Regions from separate parts of the Homo sapiens genome. Here region 2 is linked to region 1. The links are chromatin loops, found by intact Hi-C in ENCODE. Cell type or tissue: PC-3. All regions are shown on one strand. Links, peaks and the distances in the headings refer to the core of each region. The heading gives the core; the rest is flanking DNA. Region 1 has its middle 43 kb from the start of SGPP1. Region 2 has its middle 36 kb from the start of WDR89.

Region 1 (8,338 bases), core at 195-8,194:
TAAAATACTGGCAGATTGCCCTTCCTACATTGTAAGCTTCTTGGAGACACAGATCATGTCATATTATTAATGCTGTAATTCTGTCAGTGCCTAACATGCTGCCTTGCATTTCATTAAATGGCTTAAACTGTTGTTTAAGCCATGCAATTTATGGCATTTTGTTATAGCATATGAAGACAATTATTAATACAATAATTTAAATTCTACCTACCAAATTATAGCTATTTTATTTATTAAAACCTCTCTTTAGCCAAGTGTAGTAATGCACATCTGTAGTCCCATCTACCTGGGAGGCTGAGGCAGGAGGATTGCTTGATCCTGGGACATGGGGGCTGCAGTGAGCCGTGATCACACCACTGCACTACATCCTGGGTGACAGAGCGAGACCCTGTCTCAAAAAAGAAAAAAAAGAAAAAAACTTCTCTCTTGTCTTCAGTTTTCTTTTTTTGTTTCTTTTTTTCTTTTTTTTTTTTTTTTTTGAGACGGAGTCTCACTCTGTTACCCAGGCTGGAGTGCAATGGCTCGATCTCGGCTCACTGCAGCCTCCACCTCCCGGGTTCAAGCAATTCTCTTGCCACAGCCTCCCAAGTATCTGGGATTACAGTCGCCCACAACTACATCTGGCTAATTTTTCTATCTTTAGTAGACATGGGGTTTCACCATGTTGGCCAGGCTGCTCTCAAACTCCTGAGCTCAGGTGATCTGCCCGCCTCAGCCTCCCAAAGTGCTGGGATTACAGGCGTGAGCCACTGCGCCTGCCCAATTTTTTGTATTTTTAGTAGAGATGGGATTTTACCATGTTGGCCAGGCTGGTCTCGATCTCCTGACCTCGTGATCTGCCCGCCTCAGCCTCCCAAAGTGCCAGGATTACAGGCATGAGCCACCGCACCCAGCCTCTTGTCTTCAGTTTTCTGAACTGTACAATGAGGGAAACGTCTTCTAGTGACACTTGAAAATCCATGAAATGCCTTACAAATGCAAAGCATTAATAATTTTATTATAGGTGTAAAAGTCCTATGAGAGGTCAGGATTGCTAAATATATAATCGTATTTCAAACAAGATGTGCTTAGCTCAAACAAGAGATTATTCTATCAGAAGGATAATCACAGATCATCAGAGGCAAATGCATTGGTATCTGCACTTTTCATGTAAAACTGAAGTCTGTTGCTTTAGACATGACAGTCTTGCTCATAATAACCATATTAAACATAGCTTCTTTTTGCTGGGCATGTTGGTGCATGCCTGTAGTCCCAGTTACTCAGGAGGCTGAGACAGGAAGATTGTTTGAACCGAGGAGTTTCAGTCTATAGCATGGTATGATTGCACTTGTAAATAATCACTATATTCTAGCACGGGCAGCATAGTGAGACCCCCATCTCTAAAAAAGTAAAAACAAACAAAGAAAAAACTTATTTTAAAAATAGGCTTTAAAAAATGTAGCGTATTAGCCAGGAGCAGTGGCTCACACCTGTAATCCCAGCACTTTAGAAGGGTGAGGCGGGTGGATTGCTTGAGCCCAGGAGTTTGAGACCAGCCTGGGCAACATGGGAAGACCCCTGTCTCTACAAAATATACAAAAATTCTCAGGGCATGGTCGTGTGCACCCGTGGTACCAGCTACTTAGGGGCCTGAGGTGGGAGGATTGTTTGAGCCCGGGTGGTTGAGACTGCAGTGAGCCGTGATTGAGCCACTGCATTCCAGCCTGGGTGACAGAGTGAGACCCTGTCCAAAAAAAATTTTTTTAAGCAATAAAATAAATAGCATTTAAATAAATTTATAATAACAAAATGGAGTTTAAACAGTAAAATTTATTATATGAATAATAAACAACAATAAAATGGCAAATAACTTCTTTTAAAATGTAATATAGGCTGGGCGCAGTGGCTCATGCCTGTAATCCCAGCACTTTCGGAGGCCGAGGCGTGCAGATCATCTGAGGTCAGGAGTTCGAGACCAGCCTGGCTAAAATGGTGAAACCCCATTTTACTAAAAATACAAAAAATTAGCCAGGTGTGGTGGTGTGCACCTGTAATCCAAGCTACTCGGGAGGCTGAGGCAGGAGGATCACTTGAACCTGGGAGGTGGAGGTTGCAGTGAGTCGAGATGGCTTCATTTCACTATGGCTTGGGCAACAAGGGCAAAACTCCATCTCCAAAAAAAAAAGTAATGTAGCTTAGATTTTTGTTTTGTTCTGTTCTGTTTTTGAGACAGAATCTTGCTCTGCCGCCCAGGCTAGAGTACAGTGGAATGGTCTCGGCTCCCTGAAACCTCTGTCTCCCGGGTTCAAGTGATTCTCCTGCCTCAGCCTCCCGAATAGCTGGGATTATAGGTGCACACCACCGCACTCAGCTAAATTTTGTAATTTTTGGTGGAGATGGGGTTTCACCGTGTTGGCCAGGCTGGTCTCAAACTCCTGCTCAAGTAATCCATCCACCTTTGCCTCCCAAAATGCTGGGATTACAGGTGTGAGTCACCGCGCCTGACCTATAGCTTAGATTTCTTAAAAGTAAAAGATGTATTGCTAATAGGTAGCTTGATGGAGAAAAGAAGTACTGTTTGCTGAGGTTTTTTGTTTGTTTGTTTTTTTGTTTTTGAGATGGAGTCTCATTCTGCCGCCCAGGCTGGAGTACAGTGGCATGACCACAGCTCACTGCAGCCTCAACCTCCTGGCCTCAAGCAATCCTCCCACCTCAGCCCCCCAAGTAGCTGGTACCACAGGTGCACACCACCACACCCTGCTAATTTTTGTATTTTTTGTAGAGACAGGGTTTCACCATGCTGCCCACACTTGGTCTCAAATGCCTGGGCTCAAGGGATGCATGCATCTTGGCCTCCCAAAGTGCTGGGATTACAGGCATGAGCCACCACACCCAGCCTGTCTTTGACCTTTACATAATGGAATCATGCTCTATATATTTTTCTGTGATAGTTTTTTCCCCATTTAGCATTTTTGAGGTTCTCATCCATATTCATGCCTACCGCTATGGTTTACCCATTTTCACTGCTGTATAGTGTTTCAATTTTAGTTTTTGTTTTTGTTTTTGCTTTTTGAGACAGAGTCTCACTCTATCGCCCAGGCTGAAGTGCAGTGACGTGATCTCGGTTCACTGCAACCTCCGCCTCTTGGGTTCAAGTGATTCTCATGCCTCAGCCCCCTGAATAGCTGGAATTACAGGCACACACACACCCAGCTAATTTTCGTTATTTTTTTAGTAGAGACAGGGTTTCACCCTGTTGGCCAGCTGGTCTCGAACTCCTGACCTCAGGTGATCCACCCACCTCAGCCTCCCAAAATACTGGGATTACAGGCGTAAGCCACCATGCCCGGCCTGTGTTTAGTGTTTTTAATACACTACAGTTTTATCCTTCTATGACGTTTCCAGGTTTTGCTATTATGAACACTTTAGCCAAGAAATTCCCACATATGTTTGTTGGTGTTTGTGCCAAAGTTTCTCTAAGGTAAATACATAGGAGTGAAATTGCTGGATTAGAAATGACATTTTCAATTTTTAAGACAATACCAAATTTTTATCCAAAGTCATTAGCAAAATTTCAGTCACATCAAGAGTGTATAAGGGGCCGGGCGCGGTGGCTCACGCTTGTAATCCCAGCACTTTGGGAGGCCGAGGCGGGCGGATCACGAGGTCAAGAGATCGAGACCATCCTGGCTAACACGGTGAAACCCCGTCTCTACTAAAAATACAAAAAAAATAGCCGGGCGTGATGGTGGGCGCCTGTAGTCCCAGCTACTCGGGAGGCTGAGGCAGGAGAATGGCGTGAACCCGGGAGGCGGAGCTTGCAGTGAGCCGAGATTGCGCCACTGCGCTCCCGCCTGGGCCACAGAGCGAGACTCCGTCTCAAAAAAAAAAAAAAAAAAAAAGAGTGTATAAGGGTTTCTGTGACTCTATTTCCTCACCAACATCAAAAATTGACTGATTTTAGGTCGGGCATGATGACTTATCCCTGGAATCCCAGCATTTTTGGAGGCCCAGGCAGGAGGAACACTTGAGGCCAGGAGATGAAGACCAACCTGGGCAATATAGTGAGACCCTGTCTCTCAATTTTTTTTTAAATTGACTTCTGTAAGCCAGGGTTGATGAATTTAAAATTTTTTTTTATTGAAAAATGTTTGGTTGGGCACAGTGGCTCACACAGTGGATATGGGATCTTGCTCTGTCACCCAGGCTGGAGTGCAGTGGCACAATCACAGCTCACTGCAGGCTCAATCTCCTGAGCTCAAATGATCCTCCCAGCTCAGCCTCCTGAATAGCTGGGACCACAGGTATGTGCCACCCCTTTTCTTTATTTCGGTAAAAACAGTGTCTCACTATGTTGTCCAGGCTGGTCCCAAACTCCCTGGCTCAAGTGATCCTCCTGCTTTAGCCTCCCAAAGTGCTGGGATTACAGACATAAGCCACTGTGCCCAGCCATCATTTTATACTTATTTGAATATTTATGACTGGTTAGCTAAAAAACTATTCAATGAAGCTTTCATCCACAGGAATTTACAAGAAATTCTCCAAAATACTCAGTTATCACTGAGGACTAATGTGCCACCAGAGGGAGCCCAAAGAGGTCGATGAATGTGGCATAGTAGCATTCAAGTCCACACAGGATAGGGGAGTTTAGCTTTACTTAACATTTTTATGGGTATTTTTCACTATTGCTTACATCAAGATCTTGGAGTTTTAATGTATTTTTGCAGTATGTCACATCTTTCCCCCGGTATTTCATTATTTTAATTTTGTTTTTCCATATGACTATGTACAATAAGACATCATGAGATGAAATAACTAGTTCAATATTATACATAAGCCTGGGCAACATGATAAGACACTGTCTCTACAAAAGATAAAAATAAAAAATAATTAGCCAGGCATGATGGCACACCTGTGGTCCCAGCTACTTGGGAGGCTGAGGCAGGAGGATTGCTTGTCCGCGGAGGTCAAGGCTGCAGTGAGCTGTGATTGTGCCACTGCACTCCAGTCAGGACAACAGAGCAAGACCATCTCAAATATATATATATGTTGCCCCTAGAATTTTTTTTTGAGACAGGATCTGGCTCTGTTGCCCAGGCTAGAGTGCAGTGACACAATCTTGGCTCACTGCAACCTCCACCTCCTGGGCTTAAGTGATCCTCCCGCCTCAGCCTCCTGAGTAACTGGGACCACAGGTGCATGCCACCACACTCAGCTGATTTTTCTTTTTCTTTCTTTTTTTTTTTTTTTAGAGACAGGGTTTCACCTTGTTGCCCAGGTGAGTCTTTTTTTTTTTTTTTGAGATGGAGTCTCGCTCTGTTGCCCAGGCTGGAGTGCAGTGGCGCGATCTCGACTCACTGCAAACTCCACCTCCCGGGTTCACGCCATTCACCTGTCTCAGCCTCCCGAAGTAGCTGGGACTACCGGCGCCCGCCACCACGCCCAGCTAATTTTTTTGTATTTTTAGTAGAGACGGGGTTTCACCATGTTAGCCAAGATGGTCTCGATCTCCTGACCTCATGATCTGCCTGTCTCGGCCTCCCAAAGTGCGGGATTACAGGCGTGAGCCACTGTGCCTGGTCTCCAGGTGAGTCTTGAACTCCTGAGCTCAAGCAATTTGCCTGCCTTGGCCTCCCAAAGTGCTGGGATTACAGGCATGAGCCAACATGCCTGGCCTACCCCTGTAATATTTAATGGCCTTCCTGATTCTCTATTCTTAGATTGTTCCCCAGGCACTACAGTCTTGACCTATCTCTAGATGCTGGAACCAATTCTGAAAGTGGAAGTTTACTTCATCGCTCTGGTTACTTCCTACAAGTTAAGCTTGTTTTATTCTAATCTTTTTTAAAACATTTTTTTAGAGATGAGGTCTCACTGTATTGCCCAGGCTGGTCTCAAACTCCTGGGCTCAAGCCATCCTCTTGCCCTGGCTTTCCAAAGTGCTGGGCTTAAAGGTGTAAGCCACCATGCTCAACCTGTCCTCTTCTAATCTTATTGGCTAGACCTAGTAATAGGATTCTGCCACCTCCTAAATCCTCATTGCAATTAATATGTCTTGTGTTTTGTTCTTCATCATCTAGGTGCCTGTCTGAAAACCAGTTCCTCTATGACTGTGATCTCCAAGTGATCACAGTCTTGTCCTGGAAGCCAGACTAGTGATATGCACCTTGTACCTTGCTCCTCAAGGCACCAACAAATAGGAATCCAGAGCAACTTTCTTAGCTGGAGGTTTAGTTTGTTTGTTTGTTTTATCCACACTGTTTCTGGGACAGGGGCTAATCCTACAATACGGACAGGCTACAGGCCAAGACCTTTGGCTGCTTCTTTCTTTGTCCTGGCTGCTAAGAGTTTGAAAAACAATTTTATGTTTGATTGCTATAGATTTTCTTTAGCAGCAACTGAGCAAAAAAGTTTCCTGATACATTTTCATCTATTTATTGAACTAATGAGGCTCTATGCTATGCACTTTGGAATATGGTAATATATAAGATTGACAAAGTCCCTGCCATTAAGAGTTTATAGTCTAGCAGGGGTTTAAGGCATCAAACAAGTTTTAACTGGGTAAGTACTAAAAAAGGGAATGACCCAAAGGAGGTTTACAACATGAAGGCTTAATCTCAGCTAACTGACGTTTTTTACTGGATTTTTGCCTTTAATTGTGGGGTGGTTTGTCACTTGTTTTGTTGTTATAATTTAATTTTACTTCAAGTCAACTCAAATTCTTTCAGTTGTAGGCAGAGATGTGTTTGCGTGTGTAATCATACAATTTTTTTTTTTTTGAGACATGGTCTCACTTCATCACCCAGGCTGGATTGCAGTGGCATGATCATGGCTACTGCAGTCTCGACCTCCTAGGCTCAAGCGATCCCACCTCAGCCTCCCAAGTAGCTGGGACTACAGAGGTGCCACCAAAGCCCAGCTGATTTTTTGTATTTTTTGTTAAGACGGGGTTTCACCATGCTGCCTAGGCTGGTCCTGAACTCCTGCGCTCAAGCAATCTGCCCACCTTGACTTCCCAAAGTGCTGGGATTACAGGCGTGAGCTACTGTGCCCAGCTTACACAATGGCTTTCATATATCCCTCCTTTCACAAAAAAATGTGAAATGATGTATCATGGGGGATATTCATTGCAATTTCTGAGATGAGTTTTTATTAATTCAAATAGTGGCTTAACAAATGGACACTAATCACTACAGAAGCTGATTCAATACAAAAAGATAGAATATGAGGGTGATAGTGCAAACGCTTAGGCAATTTAGAATGCAGGCAGAAGAAAGGAAAAAGGATTACTTGCACACAGGGGCCAGGCAAGTAACATACATGACTGAACCAGGTAAGGCTGGGACATGGTGGACCAGAGAGGGTTCAAGTGACTGCCATGTAGGAATCAGGGCCCAGTGTGGCCACGGCATCCCAATCTATAAGAGAAGCTAGAATTTCGATTTTTATATGAAATTCTCTATTTTTAATGTCAAATAACTTAATTTAAATGATTTTGCATAAGATGAGATACATGCACAATTTTAAAAAACTAAGAAAAATTTAAAAAATAAAAAATTGGCCGGTCACAGTGGCTCATGCCTGTAATCCCAGCACTTTGGGAGGCAGACGTGGGCGGATTACTTGAGGTCAGGAGTTCAAGACCAGCCTAGACAACATGGTGAAACCCCATCCCTACTAAAAAAAAATACAAAAATTAACTGGGCGTGTTGGCTGGCGCCTGAAATCCCAGCTACTTGGGAGGCTAAGGCAGGAGAATTGCTTGAACTGGGAGGTGGAGATTGCAGTGAGCCGAGATTGCGCCACTGCACTCCAGCCTGGGCGACAGAGCCAGACTCCATCTCAAAAAAAAAAAAAGATAAAAAAAATAAAAGATTGTGCAGGCTGAACAAAACGCCCCTGCCATTTTGGCATATTTAATTTATTTTCTTATTTTTATTTTTTATTTTATTGACTCTGCTTGATATGGTGTATTTAATTTAGACTCTAAATTTTATGATAACTTTCTAATCATGGACTCACCAACTTCTGCCCATTGCATCTTGTTTCCTCTGGTGTTTTACTCATCCCTGTCTCCTCTGTACTACCTACCTTCAATCCCAACGTCATTCACTGGCTTCCAGTATCATTAAGTGATTCCGCTAACAAAGAAGGAGATCTAAGGCCTTTTGTCCCTCTCTCCCCAGAGAGGTTTTCTTTAGAGGGAAGGGGAGTGAGTGGGAGAGGTGAAATACAAGGTTTTCTTTTCTTCCCCTGAAGTGGTCTACAGACTGAAAAGTTTAAACAACGTTGTCCCAGAATTTCCTTCCTGTCTGGAGAACAGTACACCTAGAAGAATAATTAATGGAGCTCTTTGCCA
Region 2 (8,338 bases), core at 244-8,243, 93 kb after region 1:
ATTTTCTTAGGAGATATAAAATGGATTCTCTTTTTTTAAAAAAAAAATTCTCACAATAGAAATAAATTATTAGCCCCTCAATATTTGCATGAAAAGTGACAAAATGCTTACTATATAAGGATTTTTTAAAAAATTCCTCAGAGTTGAGGTTTATCCTTTGTCCTAAATTAGGACAAAGGATAACTGAAATCTATTGTATCTATCAGTGAAATCTACCACTGTATTAGTCCATTCTCATGCTGCTATAAAGAACTGCCCAAGACTGAGTAATTTATAAAGGAAAGAGGTTTAATTGACCCACAGTTCTGCATGGCTGGGGAGGCCTGAGGAAACTTAAAATCATGGCAGAAGGCACCTCTTCACAGGGCGGTAGGATGCAGTAAGAGTGAGTGGCGAGCGAAGTGGGAAGCCCCTTATAAAACCATCAGATCTCATGAGATCTCACTCACTATCACGAGAAGAGCATGGGGGAATTGCCCCCATGATTCAAGTATCTCTACCTAGTCTTGCCCTTGCTTGTGGGGATTATTACAATTCAAGGTGAGATTTGGGTGGGGACACAAAGGCAAAGCATATCAATCACAGTCTATAATTATGTATTATTTACTTTTTACATTTTCTGTCATTATCCCTATGACGTAAGCTTCATGAGGAAAAAGACCTTATGCATCTTTTTACTTCTGGATCCCTGGGACACAGTAGGCATTCAATTAGGATATGTTGAATGAATTACACGATTATTCAGTCCTTAGGCTTCAATATGTGCATTTTTCTGGGGAAAATTTCTACAGCATTCATCAGATTCTTAAAGAGATTAATGATCTAAAAATTTTAATATTGCTTAATAGTCTACCTGTTTTAAAAGTTTAGGTTGTAAATGAATGCTTCCAGTTTAGTAAGGATTTTGTCACTTTTCATGCAAATATTGAAGGGCTAATAATTTAATTCTAGGAAAGTTTTGTATGTAATTACTACAGTACCCCATTGTATGAATGTGATTTGTACTCAAATTAGTTTTAAGATTTTGTTTTTTTTAAACTTGAAATCAAATCTGAAAAGAAAATATTGTGTATATACAGGGATATAACTTTTAGTTTCTAGTAATAAATAATTATGTTCCCGAGAATATTATTTTTTACAATTGATCTTTAATTTTTCATAAAACCAACTACATTTAAAAATGTTAAGTGATGTTTATAATTAAAATCTAGATTAAATATATTCAGAGCTTAAATATCAAGTGTTTTTTTTACTTCAGTGAAGTGAAAGGCTACCCTGGTCTCCAAAGGTCTCCAGGCCCAAATTCAGAGGATCAGTGGGGTTGGTGACAATAAGATGGATTATAATTTTCCTACTATTTAAGAGTTTTTCTCCTTTTTCATCTGGGTTAATTTGAGGGGAAGCATTCACCAAACTCATTTTAATGCACAGTATTTTTGCTCATTTTTGGTTGATATGGTTTGGATTTGTGTCCCTACCCAATCTCATGTCAAATTGTAATCCCAGTGTTGGAGGAGGAGTCTGATGGGAGGTGATTGGATCATGGGAGCAGATATCTTTCTGGCTGTTCTCCTGATAGTGAGTTTTCATAAGGTCTGGTTGTTGACCGGGCATGGTGGCTCACGCCTGTAGTCCCAGCACTTTGGGAAGCCAAGGTAGGCGGATCACCTAAGGTCAGGAATTTGAGACCAGCCTGACCAACATAGTGAAACCTCGTCTCTACTGAAAATACAAAATTAGCCGGGCATGGTGGCGCATGCCTGTAATCCCAGCTACTCGGGAGGCTGAGGCAGGAGAATCACTCGAACCCGGGAGGTGGAGATTGCAGTGAGCCAAGATTGCACCACTGCACTCCAGCCTGGGCAATAAGAGCGAAACTCCGTCTCAAAAAAAAAAAAAAAAAAAAAAAAAAAAAAGATCTGGTTATCTAAAAGTGTGTGGCACCTCCCCCTTCACCTTCTCTTCCTCCTGCTCCAGCTATGTAAGATGTGCCAGCTTCCCCTTTACCTTCTGCTATGATTGTAAGTTTCCTGAGGGCTTCCCAGCCAGGCCTTCTGTACCACTGGTAGAACTATGAGCCAATTAAACCTCTTTTTTTTTTTATTCTTAAATAAATTACCCAGTCTCCAGTAGGTTCTTTTTTTTTTCTTTTGAGATAGAGTCTTGCCATCACCCAGGCTGGAGTGCAGTGGCATGATCTTGGCTCACTGCAACCTCTGCCTCCCAAGTTCAAGTGAATCTCCTGCCTCAGCCTCCTGAACAGCTGGAACTACAGGTGCATGCCACCATTCCCAGCTAATTTTTGTATTTTTAGTAGAGACAGGGTTTCACCACGTTGGCCAGGCTGGTCCCGAACTCCTGACCTCAGCAGATACAACCACCTCAGCCTCCCAAAGTGCTGGAATTACAGGTGTGAGCCACCGCGCCTGGCCTCTGGTAGTTTTTAATAGCAATGCAGGAACAGACTAATAACACTGGTTGAAATCTGTGATAACAATCTTAAAAGTAAAAAAACTGAATAATAATCCTGCAACATTTGTCACCATAAAATTTTTTAAATAGCTTTACAAATAAGAATTTTTAAATATTTGCTTCTTAGCAGTATATTCTCAAAATCTTTTGTAAAGTATTCATGAACAAAGGTTGTAAATTTTTAAAATAACAAATTGATTTGGCCGGGCACGGTGGCTCACTCCTGTAATCCCAGCACTTTGGGAGGCTGAGGTGGGCAGATCACAAGGTCAGGAGTTTGAGACCAGCCTGGCTAACATGGTGAAACCCCGTCTCTACTAAATATACAAAAATTAGCCGGGCATGGTGGTGGGTGCCTGTAGTCCCAGCTAGTTGGGAGGCTGAGGCAGGAGAATCGCTTGGACCCAGGAGGCAGAGGTTGCAGTGAGCCGAGATCACGCCATTGCACTGCAGCCTGGGCAACAAGAGCAAAACTCCATCTCAAAAAAGAAAAAGAAATTGGATGAACCAAAGCATGGAGATGGGAATGTGTTAGACATGTTTGGCAAACAAATAGTAGTTTGTCTGGAGCATCAGGGTACCTACAAGGGAGTAGTAAGAGTAAAGTTGAAGAGCTTGTTAAAATATCCAGTAAACAATAGGTGTGGTGAAGTGGTGTCTTTCTTTGCCAGTAGAAGGGCTGCACTATTACTCACTTAGCTCATGAGTGAAATTACACCTAATGTGAAGGTAATCAAAAATATTTTTTGATATATACTTCATTATTAAGTGTTTGGTTTTTTTTTAAAATCTGATAGCAGAAGACAATTACATGTTTACTTATTAAGAGGAGAAAAAGGCAATTTTTATATTAATCCTAGATTTTATATGAAAAATCCCAAAGGTGTGAATTTTGGTGACATGGTATCATGACTGCTATAATTGCTGTTATTTAGAAGAGGAGTCCCCAGGAAGTTAGGAGAACTTTGGATGTGAAGCTATACTCCCCTCACCTTCCAAGCCCTCACAAGAAGGTTGTATAACAAACTAATGACTTACCTGGAAACCTACGCACAGGCCATGAGGATTGACGTCATTAGGTTAAGAGTCTGCAGACCTAGCTACTTTTATTACAGACCAGGAGTTTACAATGTGTTCTACAAGGAAGACGAGCTTCCAAGATACTCCATCTAGGATTTGCAGGTATGCTCTGGGAATAAAGTTGGTGTTTGTAGGAAAATAGCCTGTTGCATGGCAAGAGTGATAACATCTTGAAGTGAAATCTCCATAATGACTAATGTTTGACTCTGCATGCCAAAGTGTTCTGCAGCAAGTTCTCTAAACAATGCCTGTAACAACCCTCATAAAGATGCTTATCTGACCTCCCCAGTAGTCACAAGTTTCCACAAGAAAGTAACAGCTGCACATGTCTTTATCCTAAAGGCTTTTTTTCCTTTTCTCTTTTTTTTTTTTTTTTTGAGACAGGGTCTTGCTCTGTCACCAAGGGTGGAGTGCAGTGGCATGATTTCGGTTCACTGCAACCTCCGCCTTCCAGGTTCAAGCGATTCTCATGCCTCAGCCTACTTGAATAGCTGGGATTACAGGCATGTGCCACCATGGCTAATTTTTGTATTTTTAGTAGAGACAGGGTTTCACCATGTTGGCCAGGCTGGTCTCGAACTCTTGACCTCCAGTGATCTGCCCACCTCAGCCTCCCAAAGTGCTGGGATTACAGCCGTGAGCCACCGTGCCTGGCCCAAGGCTTGCTTTCTAAAGGATAATTTCTGGAGGACGGGTGTGAGGATCCACCATCTCGCAGTTGTCCGAGATACTGCTTATGTTTTCAAATCTCTGTGAAATATTTTCTTTCTGAGAAATTGGATTTGTTAGCCTTATTCTTTGGGCTTTAGGGGTAGGTTTGAATATACCTGCTGCTCACTATGGAACTGTATTCTTGAACTTATTTCTCATCCCACCATACTTAAGAGATCATGAGATTCCCTTTATGCGTTGAGATCAGACCTGACCACACATCTGGCTAATCTCAACTGTTGGTGAAGATTGTGGCATGGGTGTAGGAAGAATGTTTTCTAACAGAATCACAGAGATACCCTGAATATGTTCCGCATCTGTAAGGTAATCCACAATACACCCATAACCACCTACTTTCTTCCTGATTTGGTATTATTCCAGAGAGGCTAATGGCTTCCTCATTAGTTTGTCTATTACCTATAAAAAAAGACATGATGACCATACTGACTTACATTTACCTTATAATTGGCTCACAAACATGTCACTAGCCATTGCCGATCTGTAAAGATAGCCATTCCTTATGTATCAACCTGAAACTCCCATTTCAAAGAAAACTTTGGTGACTCTTCCATGAGATAGTTTCCTAAGTAGGGGGGAAAGATTACAGATTTCTGTCTTTGGGAGGCTTTAAGCTTTTCCAAGTCATGATATGTTATACCATATTCTTGCCCTTGCAAGTCTGTCATAAAACAGACTTTAGATTTGTGCTTGCAAACAGTGGCATTTCCCAAATCCTGACGTACCACTTTATTGACTTACTGTGAAAATGTTTGCGTTGAATTCTATTCTTTGTGAAGATGCTGGTGCCAAACCTGTACTGACTTTCATGTTCCCATTCTGTGTCTTTTTTTTTTTTTTTTTTTTCCTGAGGCTGGGTGTGGTGGCTCATACCTGCAATCCCAACACTTTGGAAGGCCAAGGAGGATGGATCGCTTGAATCCAGGAGTTCAAGGCCAGCCTGGGTGACACAGTGAAAATCTGTCTGTACTAAAAATACAAAAATTAGCCGGACATGGTGGCACATGCCTGTAGTCCCAGCTACGCGGGATACTGAGGCAGTAGAATCCCTTGCGCCCAGGAGGCAGAGTTGCAGTGAGTCCAGATCACACCACTGCCCTCCAGCCTGGGTGACAGAAGTGAAAACCTGTCTCAAAAAAAAAAAGTGTTTAACTGAAGTCAGAGGACCAGGATTTTTGTTTTGACTTTGTTTTGTCTTGAACTATAATTGTAAGTTCCTTCAACTAGGTACTAGCACCAGAATGATAAATGATTTCCTCACAGATAAAATGAAGAGGTAAGACTTGATGTTCTCTAAGAGCCCTTTCACTATTAAAATTTAATAAACTCTGTTAGATCAAGTGTGCAAAAAGAAATGGAGTATTTTTGTTTCTATTAGGATTCTGGAATTTAACAAAAAGAATTTTAATGCACCTTCACTGAGGGAATAGAGTTGGGAGAGCATGTCTTGTCACTGAAGCAACCTTCCCCTCTTTTCCTGTCTAAAAAGTTTGTATATACACCCCTCTAAGGAAATTAACAAGTTTCACCAAAGAAAGTGAGGTAATTGCTTTAGAAGAGTCATAACTTTTGTTTAAATCTCAAGGTTTAAAGTAACTAATAGGTCACTTTACCTAAGTAACCTAATCCAACCTACTATCTAAGTAGTTCTGAGCTGAAGTGGCTCTAAACGGATAGTTCTTTGTTTAAAAAAAAAAAGTGGGGGAGGGGGAGAGGGACAGATTAGACCCCAAAGACCTCAGTAATTCTAGAATTCATTCAACAAATCTTGCCAGCTACAGAGATGGATATGTAAAGGAAACAGAGAAGAAAATCTCTCCTTTAGAAATCTCATTCAGAACTAAGAAAAGAGAAACTGGAAAAAGAATGTAAAACTACCTCATAAATCTCATATGAACTTTACAGAATCATATTTTGGAAAATGAGATCCTTGTAATAAATTTTTAAATTGCAAATCACATTATTCATAAAGGTTTTTTAAAAATAAGCAGAACATTGGGAGGCTGAGGTGGGTGGATCACCTGAGGTAAGGAGTTCGAGACCAGCCTAAACAACATGGTGAAACCCTGTCTTTACTAAAAATACAGAAATTAGCCGGTTGTGGTGGCACATACCTGTAATCCCAGCTACTCAGGAGGCTGAGGCAGGAGAATTGCTTGAACCTGGGAGACAGAGGTTGTGGTGAGCCGAGATCACACCACTGCATTCCAGCCTGGGCAACAGAGCAAGACTCTGTCTCAAAAAACAAACAAACAAACAACAACAACAAAAAAAATCAGTACCTTTATTAGAACATTTCTAGAATGTAACAGTGCCTATTGCAGAAAGTCTTTTTTAAATTTCATAAGAAATTCTGCTAGAAAACATGAGGTTATTCTTGAATGTCAGTCAGCTGTTTTCTTATATAGTGAAATTATTTCATGGAAATGAGAAGTTACTTGCTACAAAAAATTACACAAGATATCTATAGATACATTGCTGGGTTGTTTTTTTTTATTATTCAAATGGCAAGAACAGCAAAAATCCTCTTTTTAGTACAACCATTATGGAAAACAGTGTGGAGATATTTAAAAACTAAGAATAGAACTACCATGTGATCCGGTAATCTCACTGCTGAATATATATTCTAAGGATTTGAAATCAGTATATCAAAGAAATATCTGCACTCTCAAGTTTATTGCAGCATTACTTAGAGTAGCCTAAGTGTCCATCAATGAATGAGCGGAAAGAAAATTTCAGACAAGAGGAATAAGTGCAAGAGATCTATTTTAACTCGTGATGACTATAGTTAATAGCAATATATTATATACTTGGGAAAAAAAGTCCTCCTTTGCCCACTATAATAATTGTATTCTCAGAATTAACTACTGTTGCCAGTTTGGAGTATATATTCTGTGTGTGTGTGTGTGTTTATATGTTTACATATATTGAAATATATAATTGTGTTATATAAAGTTTAGGTTTTTAAAAATATATTGTACGTATTCTGCAAGTCCCCTCCCCACACTCCCCCCCCCCCCATTTTTTTTAATTAATGATATCTCTTGGAGTTCATATAGGATTTCTCTCCTGGAGTTATCTTTATCCTGAAACATCAACTTTTCCCAGTCTACTAAATCACTCCTAACAGCACACAGACATGCTCTACTCCCATTCGCTGTTCTCCTCTACTTCTTGTTTATTTTTGTTTTTTTTTTTTCCTGAGATGAAGTCTCCCTCTTGTCACCCAGGCTGGAATGTGGTGGCACAATCTCAGCTCACTGCAACTTCCACCTCCCGGGTTCAGGCAATTCTCATGCCTCAGCCTCCCTTCCTGGTAGCTGAGGCTACAGGCATGTGCCACGAGGCCCAGCCAATTTTTGTATTTTTAGTAGAGATGGGGTTTCACCATGTAGGCCAGGTTGGTCTTAAACTCCTGACCTCAGGTGATCTCCCCCCACTTGGCCTCTCAAAGTGCTGGGATTACAGGTGTGAGTCACAGTGCCTGGCCTGGAGATAGTTTGGAGCCTTCACAACACGTTTCATCTCACAGACAAACACCAATCAACTAAGAGCATTTTCCTGCTGGGTTATGCTGTGAAGCCCTAGGAGTGCCACGATCAGTTAATGATGTCTGCCTAGGGAAAGGGGGAGAGGAGATAGAAGACGACGGAGCCAATGAAAAGGTCCCTAAAATCCACACTGATAGGGAGAAGAGAGTTTTCAGAACAAAGTGATCAATAAACAATATCAAACACTAGTAAAGAGATTCAGGCTGAAGGCAGACATCTTACATGAGTTTCTGGTTTACCTTGAAGAGAACAATTTCAATGGTGTATGTGGTAGTGGCAGTAGTCAGATTGTAACGAATAAAGGGAAAAAGGAATTAGGGAATGAGATGGTAAGTACGTATCCGAGGTTAAGATTTATGAAATAGGTAGATAGTACATGCTAGAACGAATTTTATTATATACAGTTTTTAATTCTCATTGAATCTAAGATCAGACTGTTTGAATCAAGAAGAAGGTAAAACCTAAAGTGAACAGTAACTCCCAAATGACTGTAGCACCTGATCTTA

The links. Peaks named below come from ENCODE experiments on the same cell type or tissue, not always from the same donor. Only the 100,000 strongest peaks of a DNase experiment are listed, where the experiment ranks them.
Region 2: a loop joins it to region 1, with 5 times the contacts of the local background. A loop is called at or near these places in 2 of 110 quality-filtered maps.

What each region holds. Positions count from the first base shown.
Region 1 is chr14:63,766,610-63,774,947 of GRCh38, reverse strand. It overlaps a transcript of SYNE2 not described here. Among named protein-coding and RNA genes, the nearest start is that of SGPP1, 43 kb to the right of the region's middle. RefSeq lists an enhancer at 1,186-1,245. In PC-3, for the core only: a CTCF peak has its summit at 4,549 (motif pointing right); a DNase peak (open chromatin) is centred at 4,577.
Region 2 is chr14:63,673,503-63,681,840 of GRCh38, reverse strand. No RefSeq gene overlaps it. Among named protein-coding and RNA genes, the nearest start is that of WDR89, 36 kb to the right of the region's middle. In PC-3, for the core only: no CTCF peak of the experiment used is centred there; a DNase peak (open chromatin) is centred at 3,750; H3K4me3 peaks cover 409 bases; H3K27ac peaks cover 2,615 bases.